2 separate regions of the Mus musculus genome follow, and region 1 is linked to region 2. Evidence: chromatin loops called from intact Hi-C (ENCODE). Cell type or tissue: heart. All regions are shown on one strand.

Region 1 (8,000 bases), 97 kb before region 2:
TCAGATGGTAGAGTGCTTGCCTAGTACAGTTCTGCCTTCCATCCTTGGCATCCACCTAAAACCCATGCATATACCTATAGCCTCAGCACTGAGGGAGAAGCTGGAACATAAGAATTCCAAGGCCACACCTACATAACTCATTTTGAAGCCAGCCTAAGATGAATAATGAGTCCCTCAAAGAAACAAACAAAAGTAAAAATTACACAATGTATCCTAACTCAGCTGTTGTGCTGTATAAGGCTCAAGAATTGTATCTCTTCCTTGTGATATTTTTGTTTTTTTTTAAAAAGCAGTCAAGATAAGAACTCTTTAGTTCACAGGGTACAAGGTGATTGTTAGCTCTCCAGAATCCAGTGGGATTGCTTGAGGTTTCCTTTTGGACTTGTTGTTTTGTGAGGTGGGGTGCAGTGTCAGGTGCTACCTGTTATTTCTGTTGACTTGGTTTTTTGTTGTTGTCACTGTTGTTGCTGTCTTTACTTTTTCCCTTTGAGATAGGGACTTACTATATAGCAACGCCCAGCCTAGAGCTGATTTCAGGACCAGGCTTCATCCAAGTCTCAGATCCACCTGCTTCTGTCCCTAGGATATTAAAAATATGTGTCGGGCTGGAGAGATGGCTCAGTGGTTAAGAGCACCGACTGCTCTTCCAAAGGTCCTGAGTTCAAATCCCAGCCACCACATGGTGGCTCACAACCATCCGTAATGAGATCTGATGTCCTCTTCTGGTGCATCTGAAGATAGCTACAGTGTACTTAGGTATAATAATAAATAAATCTTAAAAAAAAAAGTGTCACCATCTATCTTTTGCTTTTTAAACAAATATGTGTGTGCACGCATGTGTGTGTGTATATATATATATATGTACACACACACACACACACACACACACACACACACACACACACACACATGTATATGATCTTATCCAATCTGACAATTTGCTTTGTGTGAGTAGGTGTGTGTGCATATGCACCGGAATGTGGAGGTTAAGCATCAGGCTCTATATTTCCCTTACTCCCTTGAGAGGAGGCAAGCTACTAGACAGCAAGGCTTAGTGCTCCACTTGTCTCTGCTCCTCAGCAGCCACTACACTGGGGTTCCCAATGGGGTCATGTGTAGGCATACTGGCCATGTCAGATCCTTCCCATGGACACTGGGATCTGCACTTGGACCCTCATTTTTTTTTTTTTTTTGAGACAGGGTTTCTCTGTATAGCCCTGGCTGTCCTGGAACTCACTTTGTAGACCAGGCTAGCCTCGAACTCAGAAATCCGCCTGCCTCTGCCTCCCGAGTGCTGGGATTAAAGGCGTACACTACCACCGCCCAGCTTTGCACAAGATAGTGGCTTATGGACAAGGTCCTAGGGCCACTCCAAGGACAATAATGTCATTTAAAATAAAACTCAGGGTACATGAATGGAGGAGCAACTGTGACTAATAGAGTTTTAGAGGTATTGAGCTGGGGTGACTGATGGAGGGCACAATGTGATGCTGTGGGAGATCTTTCAGGAGTCAGCTTTCTGTTACACCAAGGGAAAGTACTTCACAAGGGTCAGGGTTTTAATTACTGGTTCAAAGCCAAGTGCTAAAAGAGAGCAACTGCAGGCATGATTGCACGGGGCTCTGTGGATGAAATACGAGGACACACTGACACCCAAAGAAACAAAGGGGAAAGGAAGGTAGTGGGATTAACTGCCCTGAACAAATAAGAAAAGAACATTTCAGAACCAGCCAGGCCCTGGCAGCCTCCGGCTTGCACCTACACTGAAGCCTGGCACTTGGCAGGGTCAACCTCACTCACTACTGCCCTGGATGCTCCAATCCACTTCTGGCCCCAGGCACACCTTGTTATTGACCTGAAACCTTGAATGGGCTCACTAGCTCACACCATTCAAATGTCATTCATGCAAATAAGAGGCTCCCTCATCCCTATTATCAACTCTATCCCTTCCTCTGGTCCAGTGTCCATAGCTCTTATACTAATAGCCTTATTGAATGCTAGTCTCACTAAAGAAAAAGCTACCATGCGCAGGACTTTTCAGTCTGCTCATACCCAGACAGTCCAGGACAGGCTTGACACTTGGTGGGAGGGGAACAAATAACTCCTTGATGAATGAATAAGACAACAACAGCAAAAAGCACTAACACAATAATGACATCTTATTCTAGTACAGAAACTAGTGATCATTAAACTGAGGTGACTAGAGAGAGATGGGTAGTTAACAACACATATTACTCTGCACTGGACCCAAGTTTGGTTCCCAGAAACTCCATCAGGCAGCTCACATATAACTCTAACTCCAGCTCCAGGGTACTCAGAACTTTGATTCAGTGGGCACAACATTTAAGAGCATATATCCACACATATAATTAAAAATAATTGTATCTTTTTTTTTAACTCACAAATTTGATTAGCCCAGGTTTTTGGTCTTTTTGAGGTAGGGTTTCTCTATGTAGCTCTGGCTGTCCTGGAACTCCTCTGTGAACCAGGATGGCTTCAAACTCAGAGAACTGCCTACCCTGCCACTGCCCAGCTCAGGTTTCACCTCTTTTTTAAATGTATGTGAGCACACTGTAAGCTGTCTTCAGACACACTAGAAGAGGGCATCAGATCCCAGTACAGATGGTTCTGGGAATTGAACTCAGGATCTCTGAAAGAAGAGTTAGTGCTCAGAACTGCTGAGCCATCTCTCCAGTCCCATCCCTGGTTGGTTCTGTTGAGACAAGGTCTTCTATGTAGCCCTGACTCTTTGGCAACACTCACAGAGATCCATGTGCCTGTCTTCTGAGTGCCAGGATTAAAGGCATCTGCCACCCTACCCAGCTCTTTTTGATTATAATTTTTTAAAATTAATGGTATTATTTGTTGTGTATGATATGTATGAGTGCAGGCAAATTTGGAGATCAGAAGGCAATTTTTGAGAGTGTTCACCTTCCACTCAAACTCAAGTTATCAGGCTTGTGCTGCAAAAGCCTTTACCCACAAAGTCATCTAAGCAGACCTGCTTTCTTTGAGATATTCTTCCTGTGTAGCCGAGGCTAGCCTCTTGCCTCTCCCTTGAACATGTACATCACAGGTATGTGCAACTATGCCTGTAATCTCAGTACTTGGGTGGCCAGGAAGGATGACAGCTGGGAATTGAGACCAATTCTTTGCTACATCGTGTAAGACCACGACAACCCCCCCCAACACAAAAACAAACAAAAAACCCAAACTTCACACAGTGTGGTCTTTGCTAAATCACTTTACTTAGCTAAGCCTATACGGTTTCACTCTTGAAATAAGGAAGTTTATTGGTTCAGTGAGGATTAGAAGCTCTAACTATGCACAGTGTGGGAAACAAGAATTTTGATCCCCTCCTGAAGGCAATTTACTAGACTGTCTGCAGGTCAGAACATTAAACATCTGAATAGTCAAGGAAACAAAGATAGGAAAATGGCAAAAAAGAGGCGGAGGTGTGGAAGAGACACAGTTGCCATGAGAAGAAACAAGTCTTACTGAGAAGCTGAATGACAGCTACCTCTTGAAATTCTGTGAAGCACCAAGACGTCACAAATCAAGTTGGAGGCGGAGTGGGGACTCTTTCAAAGATGGACCATTTCGTGGTGGGAGAAGAAGCCACCAACAGTGAGACTGACCTCCAGACCCCCGAGGTGCAAGTGACTCTAGAAGCTACTTTCTGCACTTCAGGTCCTCACAAGGCAACAACGTTCAACAAGAGGCTGAAGGCCTCACCTTCCCCAATATCCATGCCACAAGGATCTGGGACTCCAGACCTAGACACCTGACTGTCAGAAGTCCTGGACTTTCAGATTTCCTGCGACCTCGCTTTCACACGTCAGGGAGCTCGCATCTCTTCCTTAGGTAGGTGCTTCTAGGCTGACGCTCTGGGTCCTGTTCCCGCGGCCACCCGACTAGGAGGGTCCCCGATGCAAGCACCAAGTAGCTGAAGAGGGACAACTTTCCCGGTTCCCGGGTGAGAGGGCGTGGCGGAGCCGCGTCTGTCACCGCAGGTGAGGGCGAGGCCTTCGGAAGTCCCAAGCCCGACGAGGCGGAGAGGATCGAGTCCCCGGTACCCGCGGCCCGCCCGCCTGGCCCGCACACTCACCGCCTTCTCCAGGTGGCTGCGCGCCTGCTCGCTGTTCTTCGTGTGGTGGTAAAGCACCGAGCCGAGCTGCAGGTGCGTCCGGGCCTCGATCCGCTGAGGCGGCTTGAAGGGGAACACGGCCTGCAGGCAATGAACGCACAAGCGGATCTTGGGCGGGCTAGATGTTCGGAAGTGCTCGGCGAAACCCAGGAGAGCCAGATACCACGACTCGGCTGCCTCGGCCTGTGCGGCCTGTGCGGCGGCAGCCTGAGCTGCAGCCGCCGCCTGCGCCGCAGCCGCCGCCTGTGCCGCCATCTTGGCCCGCACAACAACAAGCCGCCTCCACAGAGAGGCGGAAGCACCTTGAGGGGCGGGGCCTGGCGACCCGCAATTCTCGCGAGAACTGCTACGCAAGGACTTCTGGGTCTTATGGTGTGTGTTCGAAGTGGCTCCGACTGAGGAAGACTCTGAGGAGAGGATGATACCTCTGCATCATCGTAACTGAGAGTAATACACGTTCGTGAACTGACGCCGGCGTTTCTGTGGAGAAGACGCCCGGTGTCCTAGAAGGGGGTTGGACGAGATTGTCGGAGAAGGACTACATTTACCATCAGACCAAGCGCACTATAACAGAGCCTCCCTCTTCTCAGGTGGCGCCGGAGCATTGTGGGATTGGATGAGTCTCAAGATGGACAACCGGGATGTTGCAGGTAACATCCCCCGACTTCCCTTCGCCGCCCGCCTGGGTTCTCGCGACTGCACGTCTCCTGTTCACCCTACTTTCTGTCACGGACCTGACACGCGGACTTCTCGCCTCAGCCCCAGGGAAACTTACAGTAACGTTGCGTGTGCCCTTCTCTGGTCTGCCGAGACCCCAGACTCGGGTTCGCCCCCCAACCCCCGCCCGTGGCTGAGGAGCGCTCCTGGTCTCCCTCAAAGGCCTGGGCGCCGGGTGGGAACCGCATGGGCTTTCCCAATAAACTGCTCTCGGGCCGGTGGCATCCACAGCGGACAGCCTGGGACATCCCTCCTGCCCCTCCGGTCCCCTTTGGCTTGGGTCCTGCCTTGTGGGAAATGTGCGTTTCCGAACTGCACTGGGTCAGCCAGGGCGGTTTCCCACGGTTACGGGTTTAGCTCTCCCTGTGCCCCTAGGATGAAATGCATTTGCCCATTCACCATATGCTTCCACACTTGCTGGGTGCCAAACGCTGTGCTAAGCTTGCGTGTCAGTGCACCTGGAAGCAAATTTTGCAAAGAACTAGTTCTCGTGACGTGAGGTTGGATGCTGCTAATATATTGAAGGTCAGGGAAGGCTTAACAGTTTTTAAAAATCCATTTGTCTTTATGTCTTTGTGTGTGAGTACCTGGAGCTGGAGTTATAGTAGGCCACCTGGATGTTTGCTTGGATTCTCTGGAAGAGTGACAAGCACTCTTAACCTCTGAGCCATCTCTCTGGCTCCATGAAAAGTCTTTCTTGAGTACAAGATGTTCCATATGAGTAGATGCTGTCTATAGGAAGGCAGAGGTTTCACCACAGAGGCTGGATAGGCCTCAGAGTGGACTAGGATTGTCTCCTTGGAGATTGTTATGAATGAAATGGAAATAATTAGGGGTGTCAACTCTGGTAGTGTCTAGGGAGTCAGTTTTGCTTTCAACATTTAGAATTTAAGGGCTGACGAGATGGTGGTAGTTAAAATGCTTGTTGCCCAAGAGTGAGGACCTGGCTCCCCATCTTCAGTACTCATGTAAAAAAGCCAGATGTACTGTTGTGTGCCTGAAAGCACAGGACTTCGGACTGGACACAGGTGGATTCCTGGGGTGTATTGGCAGCCACGCACTGAAACGGGCTTTAAGGTTTTGTGAGCTGCTCTGTACCAAAAAATTAGGCAGAGCGACAATAGGAATGCTTTTAATCCCAACTCCTGAGGGGTAGGTGGACATCTGAATTCAAGGTCAACCAGGGCTGTGCAAACTGAGACCCTGTCTTTTTTTTTTAAGTTGGTGAGTGATGGCCTATGTTTTTAGTCCTAGAACTTGGGACATTGGAAAGTGCAGGTTGGTCTCAGTGAGTTTGAGGCCAGCCTGGTCTACAGAGTGAGTGCCAGGTGTTGGAAGGTAAAGGTGGGTCTCTGAGTTTGAGGCCAGCTTGGTCTACAAAGTGAGTTCCAGGGCTATACAGAGAAACCCTGTCTTGAGAAAATAAAAAACAAACAAGGGGGAGAAAAAAGAAAGAGAAGATACCTGATGTCAACCTCTGGCTTGCACAGTGCCTATGCACATACATACAAATTTAGTGTTTAAACATAGCATAGTGGCACATGTTTGTGATCTGCACTGGAGAGTCAGAGGGAGGAGGCTTGTTTCAAGTGGAAGCCAGTCTGGTCTACATAGGAAGAAAATGGGCTGGTGAGATGGCTGAGCAGTTAAGAGTACTTGCTGTTCTTGCAGAGTACCTGATATCTAGCATCCACTTGTCAGCTCACAAGCATTTATAACTCCCAGGCAGTCACATGGTACACAGTCACCCACCCCCAAACCTTTTAAAAAATATATTTAGATAAATGTAGAATTTTTCCTGAGAACCCTTAGGATACAATTCTAGGGTTTGTTGTTGTTTTGTTTTGAGACAGGGTCTCAGTACATATCTGTGGTTGGACTTGAACTTACAGAGATCTGTCTCCTTCTGCCTCACCAACTCTGGGGTTAAAGACCCAACTACGCCCCCCCCCTTTTTTTTTAAATGATAGTAGACACTTTTTTTTTTAATCTTTGAGAACAGTAGTTCTCTCTTTCTCTCTTTTTAAAAAAGATTTATTTATTATTATATCTAAATACACTGTAGCTGTCTTCAGATGCACCAGAAGAGGGCATCAGATCTCATTACGGATGGTTGTGAGCTACCATGTGGTTGCTGGGATTTGAACTCAGGACCTTTGGAAGAGCAGTCGGTACTCTTAACCACTGAGACATTTCTCCAGCCCTACAGCCCTATTTTAATGAAGCAGAGTCTCATTAAGCCTGTGTTTGTCTGGAAAGCATGTACCTCCTGCCTTAGACTGGATGACTGCTGTGTGTGTACACACATGGCACTGGCATTTTTGCTCAAAGCCAGTGATTTGTTTTGGTCATCTTGCTGTCTGTGCACTTTCTCTATGTCAGAATGATCTCCCTGTCCCCAAGGTCATATTAAAACTAAGGAAAAAAAATTAGTAGAATTGGCTGACTCAACCCAAGCTTATAATCATAACACTTTGGATCAGTGGTTCTCAACCACCACCACCATCATCTCCTCCTCCTCCTCTTCCTCCTCCTCCTCCTCCTCCTCCTCCTCCTCCTCCTCCTTCTTCTTCTTCTTCTTCTTTTTGGTTTTCGAGACAGGGTTTCTCTGTGTATCCCTGGCGTCCTGGAACTCACTCTGTAGACCAGGCTGACCATGAACTCAGAAATCCGCCAGCCTCTGCCTCCCAAATGCTAGGATTAAAGGCATGCTCCACCACTGCCTGACGGTTCTCAACCTTCTTAATGCTATGACTTTCTAATATAATTCTCATGTTATGGTGACTTTCAACCATAAAATTATTTCATTGCTTCTTCATAACTGTAGTTTTGCTACTGTTGTAAATTGTAATGTAAATATCTGGTGTACAATATGTGACCTCTTGAAGGGGTCCTGACCCACAGGTTAAGAACCCCTGCTTTGGAGGCACAGAAAAGAAGGAGTTCAGCATCACTCTTGACTATACAGTGAGGTTGTAACCAGCCTGGGCTATGTGAGATCTAAATAAAGAAATACAGATTAAAAGACTTATGGAGGTCTGAGGAGATGGATCACTGGGTAAAATTCTTGCTGTGTGAACATGAGGATCGGAGCTTGATGCCCAGAGAGAGCTCATGTAAATCTGGGTGCCTTATC
Region 2 (8,000 bases):
GGCCTGCAACTTGGTACATGTTTGCTCTGTGTAGCAAAGGATGACATAGAACTGCTAATTCTCATGAGTGCTGGTATGACAGGTATGCGCTACTATTCGCAGTATTACGAGGAGACTGAGATAGAACTCAGGACTTTGTGCATGCTAGCTGAGCAATCTACCAACTGAGCTACAAGCACTCTGACAACTGAGCTATAAGCACTCCATCCACTAAGCTACAAGTACTCTAGCCACTGAGCCATAAGCACTTTACCCACTAAGCTACATTCCCCAATCCCTTGTGGTCTTTCGTTCTTTCTTGTTTTTGTTACAGGATCTCATGTAATCTAGGCTGACCTCCTATTCTGTAAGTAGCTAGGAATGACCTTGAACTTCTGATCTCCCGCCCCAACTGCAGGGCCATAGAGCACCATGGAGCTTGTAAGGAATCCTCTAGACCCACCCCTACTTGAGTTCTACTTACAGTCCAGGGTGGCTGGCAGAGCTGAGACCTCATTCCCACGTTGCCGGTTTGTGAGGGTTGTGGAGTGCTTCAAGAAACTTCCTGCAGGAAGAGGAAGGGCTGTTCCCTGGGGTCTGGGCTTGTCCCAAGGGTGTCAGGACAGATGCTGCAGGCTCCAGGCTTAAGAAGACCACCCCTCTGATCTCCACGTGCACACCCACATTCACACAGACATTCACAGACATTAACCGTAAATTAATAATCTTCTTAAGTGAAAGGAAGATGAAGGGCCTGGTGGCACAGGCCACATTCCCAGCCTGGGCTACACAGGGAATTCCAGCTCAGTTGAGACCACAGAATGGAGCCCTATGGCAAAGGAACAGGAGGAGCAGGTGGGGGCAGAAGGGCTGTGGATGCAGTGTGGTGGTCCAGCACACACCAGAACAAGAAACAAGGAGCTGGAGATGGATCATTTGCTGGTCACGAGTGCTTGCTGCTCTTGCAGAGGACCCCTGCAGAGGTGGTTCCTAGCACCTGCCTGTGAGGAACCCCAGCCTCAGGGTACCTGATGCCTCTGGCCTCTGTGGACACCTGCACTGCTCACACACAGACGCTGGAGATGTGCCTCAGTGGTTAGAGCACTGGCTGTTCTGCCCTAGGACCTGGATTTGGATCATGATACCCACCCGTTGCCTCATAGTCTATGGTAAGTCCAGTTCCAGTGATCTAATGCCCTCTTCTGTGCCACACCACCTCCAGTAGGATCTGTGTGACAAGTTCCACAGACTGAGGCAATCGACCTACAAAGGGGGAGGCCTCCTGGAACCGGTTGTGGAACTCTTCGCTGGAGAAAAAAATATTGTTCTCTTGGCAACCTATCTGTTTTATTTTTTCTTATTCCTTTTCTTTTTTTTTTTCTTTGGTTTTTCGAGATAGGGTTTCTCTGTGTAGCCCTGGCTGTTCTGGACTCACTTTGTAGACCAGGCTGGCCTCGAACTCAGAAATCTTCCTGCCTCTGCCTCCCAAGTGCTGGGATTAAAGGTGTGTGCCACCACGGCCCGGCTCTTATTCCTTTTCTTATTTACATGTTCTTGGCCTGGTAGCCTAGGCCAAGATCTTAAATGAGAATAAGGGTAAGAAACCATCCCTAGAGATGGGGTCACTAGCATGACCTTATCCCCGGGGAAACCAACGCTTTACTTTCTAAATCATTTACAACACTATTATGATAGAGAAAAACTTTCCCAACTATAAAATTTCATGAGCCTGTGCCCTCTGAAAGAACAAGTTCTCTAAACAACTCAGCTGTCACTCTGCCCACCCCCACCACCCTTTTGAAGACAGGGTTCTCTATGAGGTCTTGGTGGTCCTAGAACTCCGGGGACTACCTGCCTTTGTCTTTTGAGTATTGGGATTAAAGTTATGTGCCAACCATACCTGGCAAATCTTTAAAGAATACACACACACACACACATATGTACACATACATATATATACACATATATATGTATATATTTTGGGGGGGGGTTGAGACAGGGTTTCTCTGTGTAGCCTTGGCTATCCTGGAACTCACTCTGTAGACCAGGCTGGCCTCAAACTCAGAGATCCACCTGCCTCTGCTTCCCAAGTGCTGGAATTAAAGGCGTGCGCCACCACGCCCAGCAGGAATATATATTTTATATATACTTCTACATACATGTACCATATTACACACACACACACACACACACATACACGACAATAAAAATAACCTAGGAGGGTGGAGGGGAAGAGTGATGAAAGCAGAGATGTGGTCTGGAACTTGACAGTCTCCCTCACCAGAGCCCAGAGTGGTTCTCACCCTGCAGTGAGGATGCACTGGCATCTGCTTCAGGATTCACAGCGTCTGGGGTGCAGGGGAACAGGCTGAGGACGACAGTGTCTGAGTTCTCTGGGGACTCATCTCTGGTGTCCTCAGGATCCTCTAGGTCAGGAACAGGAGGTTGCTGGTTTGGGACAAGGTTCTCTGCAACCTGAGTGGGCTCCATGGAGGAAGCTGGAGTGAAGAGATGACAGTAATTAGCCAAATCTCGTGGTCCCCAAGATGGCTCAGTTGGTAAAGGCGCTTGTCACCAAGTCAGATGACCCAATTTTGATTCCAGGAACCCACAGGGTGGAGGGAAAAAACTGACCCTGGTAAATTGTCCTCTGACCTCCACACCAAACCCACAGCACAGCCTGCCCACAAAATAAATGAATAAATGAGTTCTTATCTGGGGCTGGAGCTTGGTTAGGTGGGGCATGATAGTGCACACCTTTAGTCCTAGTACTTGGGAGGCAGAGGCAGGTAGATCCCTTTGAGTTCAAGACTAGCCTAGTCTAAATAGTGAATTCCAGGACAGCCATGGTCTGCATATTGAGCCTTGCTTTATGACGCCGGGAAAACTGTGGCTTTAGATAAATATCATTGTTAATAAATTAACACCAGAAGCCAAGGCAATAAAATGAGGGTTCTGGCAGCAGTCTGGGTTCCAATCACTTACAAGCTATAAAAACCTAGTCTATGACTAAGCTGAGCCTCATTCCCTCGTTAATAAGGTGAAGATGTAAGGCCTCAGAGAGGTCATATCAGAAAACATCATAGAGAGATACTAATGTCAAACTTATCAATGTCCCACTGTGGTTATTTGGGCCGGAATCCCCCAAAATGACTTAGGACTCAACAAAAGATGCGACGTGTAAGATCCACTCACCTCCCTCCAGCCTCCTCTGTGTCCCTACGCTGCCAGCCTTGGTCTTCCAAAACTCAGGAAGCTCTGTTCACAAACTTTTCTGGTTCAGTAGATCTCGTAAAGAGCAAGTTGGTGACCAGACGCTCAGTTCTCTAGCTTCCTCTCCTGGGACATAGAGCAGCAACTTAATACGCGACGACTACTCCTACTGGAAAACTCCTCCACTGCGCCTGCGCACCCTTGCCCTGCAAAAGTACCAAAAAATAAAAAATAAAAACCCGAAGCTGCTTCTAGCGCTTTAAGACTGGAGGGAGGAGCGTGGCTTCCGCTGAGGCCAATGGGTACAGTGGCGCATGCGCACGCTATCCTTCCTAAAGGGCTGAAGGAGCCTTAGACTCGCTGAAGATTTTATTGCGCGTGCGCTTCCCCGCCCCATGCACCGCCCCCTCCTGTCTGCCCCAATCGGATCCACAGACGGTGGGAGGGCGGAGCATTTGCCCCACGGGGCGGAGACACATGGGCGGGACTTGTCAAATTTAAAGAGACCGAATATTATTGTTACTTTGTCCATAACAATTTCCCTGCCCTGGTCCCTGAGAATTATCTGTACGTGTAGCAGGGAGTCCTTGACGAGGCATACTATAACATCAAGAAATCTCTATCCTCCCGACACGCTCGCATAGGACTGCCTCCTTCCGTCTATCTCGTGTCTGAATAGAAGTTACCTCGTAAGAGGAGCCAGCGCACAGGACGCCAGAACCCATACCTGAACGTTTAAACGTCTCAACCTCCCGACTTCCGCTTCCGGTTTCTGGGCTCTGCTGGCTGCCTTCACTATGGAAGAACCTGAGATGCAGCTGAAGGGAAAGAAAGGTGTTGCGGGACCCTAGAGGGGTTGGAGGGGCCTAGAGAGGGCAACGCGGGAAGGTACATGACAAAGAGCCGCCGTAGACCTCCCGGCCTGCGGGGTTCGATGGAAAAGGGAGGCCGGTGTCTCCCGCCGGGAGGTGTTGTGATGTATAATGATCCCGGGCAGGAAAAGGCTCTTTTCTACTTCTGAGATAAGGTCCCGGGATGTAACCCTGGCTATATTGGAACTCGCTGTGTAGACCGGGATGGTCTCAAACCTCTCTGCCTTCTGAGAGTTGGAATTAAAAGCAGAATCCATCCAGGTCCCTGCTCAGTGTAATGTGGTTTTTAGCCTGTGAATACGTAAAGGAGTATGTGGGCTTGGTGGCGCAATACTCTAATCCTCTCTTCTCAAGAGACAAGAAATTGAAGGCCAGTTTGGTCTGCACATTGAAACTCAAATCTCGAGAGAAGAGCTGGGGCTTTAGCTCAGTCGTAAACACTTTGACCAGCGCATTCAAAGCTCTGGGTTTGATCCCCGACACTGCAAAATATATTAAGGACCAGATAAGTAGATTATTTTCTTTAGCTGATGGGAGCCCTGCGTGGTAAGAGGAGTTGGTGTCATCTGCCACCATTAGCCTGGTCAGAGCTTGTCTGATACAGGAAGGAGTGGGGGATGAAGGGGACTGAAGTTGGAAGCAACAGGATCCTTGATGGATGGAGCAGGAAGAATAGAGATTTCCTGACTGGGAAAGCTGTTGGTCAAAGTCTACCCTGGGATGATGGTTTTGGTGCAGTTGACTTGTGGTAGGAACATGAGTTCTGGAGTAAAGGAAACAGGCTTAACAGGAACTTGAATGGATTCTGCAGAGGGCAGCCTTAGCAGGCATGTTTCTGGAACAGGGCCTGTGATATACCTCAGAGCTGTTCCCACACAGCAAGGGACGTGGCCTTCCACATCATTCCTGCCACAGAGTAGAGGCCTCACGAGATTGTGGACTTTAGGCACCTTTGAGTTCTGTGTTCATCCTCTGGGCAGCTGGATATGGTGGTACATGCTTCTCTTCCCTTGGGAGCACTTGGGAGGCAAAGGCAGGCAGAGGAATTGCTGTGAGTTAAGGACAGCTTAGTCAACACAGTGAGTTACAGGGAATCCAGAGCTACTAGATTCTAGTATGATGTTCCATACTGCTCTCCAGTATGCTCCAGTTATAAAGGGGGAGGGAAGCTGTCAGTGGCTTTAGTACCATCCACCAATGTCCTCTGAAAGTGGGTCTGGGGAGAGAAGATTGTGAGTTCATGTGTTTGCTGATGCCCCCTTGAGTTAGGCCTTGCTGTCTAGAGACCATCCCTGGACCTGCAGATGACAGTTAAAGTGGTGCACCCTGGCGGCTCCTCTCTAACTCCTGTTGGGCTCAGAGATTGAACAATCAGGAGTGTAATGTGGGTGGGCCTTAGCTGGCAGAGTGTTGCCTGGCATGCATGAAACCCTGGGTTATATGTCCAGCACTGAATAAACTAGGTATGGTGTCACACATCTGCAGTCCCAGCACTCAGGAGATGGAGGCAGGAAGATTAGGAGTTCAAAGTCATTCTTGCTTACAGAAAACTAAAGTCTAGGGGGCTGGTGAGATGGCTCAGTGGGTAAGAGCACCCGACTGCTCTTCCGAAGGTCCGGAGTTCAAATCCCAGCAACCACATGGTGGCTCACAACCATCTGTAATGAGATCTGACTCCCTCTTCTGGAGTGTCTGAAGACAGCTACAGTGTACTTACATATAATAAATAAATCTTTAAAAAAAAAAAAAAAAAGAAAAAGAAAAAGAAAACTAAAGTCTAGCCTGGGCTGGAGATCCAATTTTTTTTTTTTTAAATGTTAGAGAATTGTCTCAGTGGTTAAGAGTGCTTAGTGATCTTACAGATGCCTAAGCTCAATGTGATTGGTTCCTACATTCACAATGAACAGGTCACAACCTCCCGTCAATCCAGCTCTAGCCTCAAACTGGCACTCAGTCACATGCAGAGACACTTACATACATACACATAACTCAAAATAAAATAAATACTTATTAAATTATTAAATACTTATTAAAATTCCCTTATTAAACACAGTCACAGACAAGTTCACCGAGAGTGTCTATGTCCTTGCCAACGAGCCGTCAGTGGCCCTGTACCGGCTACAGGAACATGTGCGCCGTTCACTGCCAGAGCTGGCCCAGCACAAGGTGAGTTCTGCCAGCCCTGCCGAGGATCTCCCCCAGGTCCACTCACAGCTCCTGAGCAGGAGTGGAGTGCTATCCACAGAGGGTATGAACTCAAAGCAGAGGCCCTGGTGAGATGAGCTGTAGCAGCTGCATCAGGGGGACAATGTAGGGAACAGCCCTTGATGGCTTTTGAAAGAGATGGTCTGGTCTGTGTTAGTAACCAGCGAGGTGAGGGAAGAGCCCAGGGAAGGGTGTGCCACACAGAAGGAATTGACTTTGCAGGTCTTGAGGCCTTCCAGTCACACAGAGCCCCAGAGGAGAGAGGGCTGCCAGAGGAAAAGACTCTGTGGTCTAAGCAAGGAGTAGGAAGGGCCCTACCAGGATATCTAGGAGGATAGGGAATTCAGGAAGGCTTGGAGAGAGAGAGTAACTCAGCTTGGGGGGAAATGGGGGGATTGTATATAGCACTGGCTCCCATAGAGCCTTCCCTACTAACACCTGCCCCCCAACCCCTGCAGGCTGACATGCAGAGATGGGAAGAGCAGAGCCAGGGCGCCATATACACCGTGGAGTACGCCTGCAGGTGAGATCCACATCCATTACAGGGCAGAGGGCACGGCTCCCAGTCTCCAACCCCCATTGCAGTCTCCAGCCCCCATTGCAGCACAGCCGTAACACCTCTGACGGTCCCGCAGTTTTCTTGGGGAGCTTAGGGACGTGACTATTTGCCTCTGGCTTGGGGTAAGTGATGGATAGCTCATTAGATAAAGTCCCCTGTGTACAAATTCTCTCTGAAGCACCCCTGTTGACAGTTGATGGGCACCTGTAATTCTAGCTCTGAGAAGTCAGCAGAATGCCTGAACTGGCTCCTCTAGAGAGCTAGTCCTGTTGGTGAATTCCTAGTTAAGTGAGAGACTCTTGCCTCAAATTAGGGCCTAGGGCTTAGTTGATAGAATGCTTGTGTGAAAAGTGAGGTGGAGAGCAACCAATGAGCGTGCCAGCATCAGCCTCTGGGCTCCGCACACATGCACCCACGGGGATGCACACACGTGCAACTGCCCACCCTCAAGCACACATTCACTCATATAAGCCACACAGACACAGAATATCAGCTCGTTCCCAGCTGAGCACAAAGCCTTAGGCCTGACCACAGTTAAGCAGAGTTAGGTTGCCTCCTGCCCAGTGCAGGGCCCTGACAGAAGGGGCTGAGTGTGTCTACCACTTCTGCCTGTCCTGCTGTGTCTGAGTTGGATCTTGTACACCCCAGGCTGACCTTGAGTACCCAGGCTTAAAAAGTTCTGCTCCAGCCTCCCAAGGAGTTGAGACCATTCTGCATATGACTTTTACTCACTCATGGATTTTATCTAATATTTAGTGTATGTGTGAGGGTGTGGGGTGTGCACTTGTGCCATGATAGCTGTATGGAAGTCAGGACAGATCACAGGAATCTATGTGTGTCCCAGGCATCGAGCTCAGGTCATCAGCCTAAGTGGCAAGTGCTTTTACCCCCTTGACCATATCTCTGCCCCCCTCCTGTTTGGCTCTGTGAGTGTGGTCTCAAGTCTGTGTTGTGCGCACTGGCTATGTCCAAAGGCCTGAGCTTGTGGAATATACAGGACTCCATCTTCCCCTCTGCACATTTTTGTTTTGTTTTGCTTTGCTTTGTTTTGTTTGAAGCAGGGTCTCTGTGTAGCCCTGGCTGTCCTGGAATTCACTATGTGACTAGCCTGGTCTCAAACTCACAGAGATTCTCCTCCCTCTGTCTCCCAAGTGCTGGAAGTAAAGGCATGT

Evidence for each region. Peaks named below come from ENCODE experiments on the same cell type or tissue, not always from the same donor. Only the 100,000 strongest peaks of a DNase experiment are listed, where the experiment ranks them.
Region 1: it touches region 2 in a loop (4-fold over the local background); 3 of 42 quality-filtered maps call a loop at or near these places.

What each region holds. Positions count from the first base shown.
Region 1 is chr8:70,038,284-70,046,283 of GRCm38, forward strand. It overlaps Mau2 (MAU2 sister chromatid cohesion factor), which reads right to left and starts at 4,451. Exons shown (of 19, transcript NM_001376946.1): 1 at 4,109-4,451. The coding sequence starts at 4,402. Sugp1 (SURP and G patch domain containing 1) reads left to right here and starts at 4,504. Exons shown (of 14, transcript NM_027481.3): 1 at 4,504-4,797. The coding sequence starts at 4,764. In heart, no CTCF peak of the experiment used is centred here; DNase peaks (open chromatin) are centred at 4,478 and 4,728; H3K4me3 peaks cover 2,957 bases; H3K27ac peaks cover 2,214 bases.
Region 2 is chr8:70,135,747-70,143,746 of GRCm38, forward strand. Rfxank (regulatory factor X-associated ankyrin-containing protein) reads right to left here and starts at 3,451. Exons shown (of 9, transcript NM_011266.2): 1 at 3,175-3,451; 2 at 2,283-2,477; 3 at 464-544. The coding sequence starts at 2,469. Gm45929 (predicted gene, 45929) reads left to right here and starts at 3,753. Exons shown (of 9, transcript NM_001310055.1): 1 at 3,753-4,026. Borcs8 (BLOC-1 related complex subunit 8) reads left to right here and starts at 3,753. Exons shown (of 6, transcript NM_001145552.2): 1 at 3,753-4,026; 2 at 6,118-6,230; 3 at 6,728-6,792. The coding sequence starts at 3,990. In heart, no CTCF peak of the experiment used is centred here; DNase peaks (open chromatin) are centred at 2,385 and 3,605; H3K4me3 peaks cover 2,947 bases; H3K27ac peaks cover 2,417 bases.